Linked DNA regions of Homo sapiens: region 1 is linked to region 2. Evidence: chromatin contacts called from ENCODE Hi-C or POLR2A ChIA-PET data. All regions are on one chromosome and are shown on one strand. The core of a region is the stretch at or near the end of the contact, and the rest is flanking DNA. Distances in the headings are between cores, read along the strand shown. Region 1 overlaps MANBA (mannosidase beta). Region 2 overlaps MANBA (mannosidase beta).

The links. A loop is a pair of places that touch in the nucleus more often than their neighbours do. ChIA-PET counts read pairs that join two places held with the same protein, here RNA polymerase II (POLR2A). Pooled maps may share reads with other maps.
Region 1: a map of naive thymus-derived CD4-positive, alpha-beta T cell shows a loop between it and region 2 (2.1-fold over the local background). The contact joins two enhancer-like sites. A Hi-C loop is called at or near these places in 5 of 168 maps with a recorded cell type or tissue (Caco-2, HepG2, astrocyte of the cerebellum and 2 more) and 2 of 50 pooled maps. POLR2A ChIA-PET finds 5 or more read pairs at or near these places in 1 of 52 experiments (activated T-cell).

The regions. Positions count from the first base shown.
Region 1 is chr4:102,677,678-102,680,377 of GRCh38, reverse strand. The region is part of intron 7 of MANBA (mannosidase beta); the gene reads left to right. Among named protein-coding and RNA genes, the nearest start is that of MANBA, 82 kb to the left of the region's middle. Within about 2 kb of position 1,422, at least 2 of the 41 ENCODE cell types and tissues checked have a DNase peak (open chromatin) inside an H3K27ac peak, as active enhancers do.
Region 2 is chr4:102,629,469-102,632,168 of GRCh38, reverse strand. MANBA (mannosidase beta) reads left to right here. Exons shown (of 17, transcript NM_005908.4): 17 at 1-1,399. The coding sequence ends at 112. Among named protein-coding and RNA genes, the nearest start is that of NFKB1-AS1, 130 kb to the right of the region's middle. Within about 2 kb of position 1,293, at least 7 of the 41 ENCODE cell types and tissues checked have a DNase peak (open chromatin) inside an H3K27ac peak, as active enhancers do.

The DNA.
Region 1 (2,700 bases), core at 173-2,672, 48 kb before region 2:
GCTGTGTGCGGTTTTCTCTCTGGAATTATCTTTTTTCTGGTATAGTTTTAGATGACATTAATCAGATACAAAAATATTTGCAAATAGACTCCATCTTGAACAATGTACAGTGAAATACCAAACTTTAAAATTCTTCTTTGAAGATAAGTGCACAGAAATTTTGGTGAAGCCTATTTACTGTGCAACAACAAAATATAAGGAAATCAACATTTACATAGAAAAAAGAATCAAATTTTGAAGGAGAGTGCCAGGAGAAACAACAAAGAGTTGCTGGTTTTCCATTGCTCAGAGAAATCCACATAGCAATGCCAAACGCCCCAATTGTTGTCCCTGAGAACTGGACACTTGTTCTACAGCAATTAATCAAATAGTATCTGTGTTCACAATCATTTAGCCATTTTCTCTGATTTTACAGAAGAAATACTTGAGAAGTGGGATTTTTTTTTTTTTTATACCTCAGAGGCATTTGTAAATTGTTTGAATGAAAGTCAAAAGAACAAAGGCATGGATATGACTGCATTTTTTTGGAGTTTAATGTGATGTGGGATTATTATGAATCTCTACCAAACTTATTATGTTTAATACTTTTCTAAAATATTTGCATATCTCTGGCCTCATCTGGAAGAACATTTCTGAGTTAAAATTAATAAAAGGTGTTTTTCCATCAGCTATGACAAATAAATCAAAAGAGCTGGCTATACCCTTTGTTGAACATGTATGTCCAAAGAAGATCAATTTTGAGAAAGTTGTTGACAGATTTTTAGAAGGTAAGGCTGAAAATAGCAAATATTATTATTTCTTACTATAGCATACCATTATATATGTTATTCCCTTTGTTTATAATTTTATTAAATATATTAATATAATCAAAACTTGAATCTATTAACTTTTCCTTTTTTGTACGCTAATATTTGTTTTACTTTTTTAAAAAACTGGCGTGATTATACAAAGTTCAGGGAAAGAAAATTTTTAATGTCTACATTCTTTTCTGGACATTATCATTATTCATTTCATTTCATTACTTCTATTGAAAATAACTTTGTCATATGGAAGAGGAGGTCTTAAAAAGTGATCCTATCTGGTGTCAGATATACTAGATACACATCTGGCTACAAGGATGCATAACTGTGCCGATGTCAATGTTAATCTGTTAACTTCTGGTTGTGCTGTCTGCAAATTGCAAGGGCACGACAAAGAATGTCTCTTGTGTCATCCTGCACAGACCTGTTTGACAAGAGCTATTTGTGGAGACCCAGAGCTTGTTTTCTCAATACTTTTACATGGGGGAGCACTTTCAGAACAAAGACAGAAATGCAGTGTTTGGTTGTCTCTTAAAATACATGTAAAAGGATTTTAGCAGGTTTGACATTTGACAATGTTTAGAAATAAGTGGATTTCTTTTTAAGAAGAAAATTGCCCTTTTGAAAATGTAGTGATGCTATTACAGCTTTTTAAGTATCTGATACAAACAGCTGAGAAGCAGCCTTGGGTTTGTGAATCAATGATTCATTACATATCATCTGTTTGGTCTGCCAGAGAAAGAAATTTGAGGAGTACCGTATTTATCAGTCACGTACCTCTTAGGCCCTTTAGTTCAGATATCCTTAATTCTTGTTTGAAAGAATGCATTCAACTATCCTGCACTTTTAAAGTTAATCCTTCTATTTTGAAAATGAAATCTTTTTGAAGCTAATAAAAACACTGATCTAGTGAGGAATAGAAACTTCAAAAATAGATAAAAATTTAGAAGTTAAAATTTTTAATTTTCTAACTGCCCGACTTACACATTTTTTAGTTTCTTAGGTATTTATACCTTTTTCCTACTGTTAGACAATAATTTGCTTTGTTGGACTGTTTAAAAAATTTTAGTCTCATATGAAGATTATATATTTACTTTGGATGCAAATATGTGTTACTCAAGGGTCTTTTCAAGAAATCTTTTAGAACCCATTATTTTCTCTGAAGTAAAATACCTGTTGTAGAAGAAGGCTTTTATGTGACTATCAAGACTGCCAGAGGACGTGGAAAATTACTGACACTTATCATAGAAGCGGGAGCCTTTCACTTGTGAAAGAATGCCCAGAGGGAAAGGTGGCTGGTAATTACTACTTCACCTCTGAGGCACTGTCAGGTGGTTTGGGTTTATTGTCACCCCAGTCATAACTTGTTATTGCAAGAGTTGGGGGATAGGGAGAGATGCCTTTTTATAAGAACATTTGCACAGAAAGGAAAAATATTCTGGAAAGTGTTATGTTGTATAGTTAATACAATTTGTAGCATTAATGTATATTAAGAAACAAATAAATTCTATTTTCTGCAGTAGTGATTCTCAAATTTTTCTGGACTCAGCACTGCATTATACTTACAAAAGTTATTGAAAACCCCAACATGCTTTTGTTTATATGGGTTATATGTACCGATATTTACCATATTAAATATTAAAACTGAGAATTAAGTATTTACTTATTCATTTTAAATAACCATAATAAACCATGGCACATATGACTGTTTTTATATATGACTTATTTTATAAAAAATATATTGACCAAAAAAACCAGTGGAAATAATGACAGTTTTACATGTTAGCAAGTCACTTTAACGTCTTGTTTAGTAGGAGACAAAGGGATTCTCATCTGTATCTGCCTTCAGTCAATTTGCAATATGTTGTTTCGGTTGAAACAGATTAAGGAAATCTGACCT
Region 2 (2,700 bases), core at 44-2,543:
TTTCCTCATGACTGAGAAGACACGAACTATATTATTTTACCCTTGGGAGCCCACCAGCAAGAATGAGTTGGAGCAATCTTTTCATGTGACCTCCTTAACAGATATTTACTGAAGGAATCTAGGTTGTATTTTCAGTGGACAATGGGAATAAAGCATTTCTAAAGCACCGACTGGAGAGGAAGGCAACAGAGACAAGGAGAGAAGCCGAGAGACATGTCTGCGTGCTGCCACGCATTTGAGCGATTGCTCTGTGAAGAGTTGTACACTGAACACTTTCAGGGGAGGCTGTTTACCCAGGCAATGTCCTCAAACAAGCCTGTGCCGGGGTGTCCTGGAATCTGTGCCAGGACTGTGTTTTTAGCCCTTCACCTCTCAGCTTTAGCAGGACATGAACCAGTTATAACAAGATGGCCCTGCAGCTGGTTACAAGAATGTGACATGGCAGGATCTATGGAACCAAATGGAAGGTTTTGAGGTGATGTAGGTCTTTCACAGCTAGCTTTGGGGAATACGGAATACTCAAATAAAGTGCTTTGTTATTATTTCAGAGGGAATGGCGATTGAAATGTTACAACAGAGATTTCTTGGTGGTAGCTATTTGGGTAAAGGTATATGGGTATTTTTCTGTACATGTGAAATTATATAAAAATAAAAGTTATATAAATTACATTGACAACTTGATATTTCATCTGTGGCTTATTTAACCGTTCTATAAATATTCAATTTTGCCCAATACTGTGCTGGACCCTAATTTCCATTTAGTTCTCGTTATTATTCTGCTTGGTAAACTGGGAGAGTTTGAAGAATCTAAACTAAGACATGTGAAAGGTTTTCTCTGGAAACAGTCATGTAATTGGTTATAGAATGGACCAGCAAAGAGTGTTTGGCTTTAAAATTAAGATATTATTAGTGGTTTTGGTTTTAAAAATGAGAAGCATTATGTTCAGTGACTCTAAAAGTAACTACAGACAATCCAGTCTTCTTCAGTATCTAAGAGTATCCTCATTTTATATGTACACACACACACACACACACACACACACACACACACACACACACACAAAGCCTTATCAAGGGGATAAGGGGACTTAGGGCTGGGACTCCGTAGAGTCTTACTTGGTAAATATTATGTCATGTTCTTATGACTATTGTAAATCCTGTTTTAGCAAAGCATTGCTGCGAGGCAGGGAGGACTGCTCTTCTTGACACCTGTGCATGTTCTGCCAGGGGCCCTGAGAAGGGGCTTTCAAGCTGATGAGCCAGAGTTTACTTTGTAGTTTGCCCTTACTAGTTCTGTAACCTTAATCAAGTTACTTAACTTCCTGTGCTCAGTTTTCTTGTGGCTAAATGGGAGTGGTAACACCCACCTTGTAAGTTTGTTTTGAAGAATAAATAAAATAATTTAGCTCAAGGGCTGGGCCCCAGATTGGCACATAGTGACGCTCTGTAATGGAAGCATCATCCTGGGCCTGAGCTCGGTGTCCTGGAGAGGGTGAGGCTTCCAGCCGCAGTCTCTAGATTCAAATCCAGGTACTGAAGCTTCTGACTGTGTGTCCTTGGGCAACAATTCAACCTTTTGAACTGTGGTTTCCACCTCTGTAAAATGGAGCTAATGATCCCTCACCTTCAAAGGTAGGTGTGAGGACTTAACAAATAGGGTCTGGAACAAATTAAAATGCTAAGTAAATGGTGATTGTACTTTTAACATCACATTCATTATCATCCAGTTAGTACAGAAAGCAATAGTAAAAATGAAGTGAAGAGAGGCAAATGGTAAGTAAGTTCTTCAGCAAATTCTTTCTGAAAATAATACCAGAAAAGAATAATTTGTAAGGGAAGAATAAATTAAAGGACATAAATATATGCTGACAACAACTTCTAAAAGAAAAGAAATGTGCCGTATACATATTATTCCTATTAAGGAATAATAGTAGCCAAAACATTCTTCCGCAGTTCTTGTGTGGCAGCACAGTTAGTCATTTTTACTGTTTTCATAGATTTATCTTGCCATGCAGGAATACAGTCTGATGCACTTACTCTTGACTTTGAGTTTCTGATAGGGTTTTTCTGTTAGTGGTTGTATTTGTCCATTCTTGCATTGCTGTACCTGAGACTGGGTAATTTATAAGGAAAAGCGGTTTAATTGGCTCACAGTTCTGCAGGTTGTACAGGAAGCATCGCACCGGGCATCTGCTTGGCTTCTGATGAAGCCTTAGAAAGTTTACAGTCAGGGCAGAAGGCGAAGCAGCGACAAGCATGTCATATGGCGAAAGCAGGAGCAAGCGAGAGAGAGTGGGTGGGAGGTGCCGCACACTTTTAAACCACCAGATCGCCTGTGAACTCAGAGCAAGAGCTCATTTATCACCAAGGGGATCCGTGCCTATGATCCGGACACCTTCCACCAGGCCCCGCTTTCAACATTGGAGATTACGTTTCAACATGACATTTGGATGGGGACATATATCTAAACCATATCCTTAGTTGTGTGAACAATAGGATAAAAAGACCAGAACCAGGTCTTACTGTCATATGCTCTTGCAAAGCACATTCCAGAGAGAGTGGGATGAAGAGAGGTCAGTTCCCAGGATTATATCTTCCCATTTCAGAACAGAGAGAACAATAAAAATCATAATTTTCTCATTCACATTCACGATAACTCTTCTTATTCTCTTTTTTTCCTTACTTCACTTTTCATTGTGA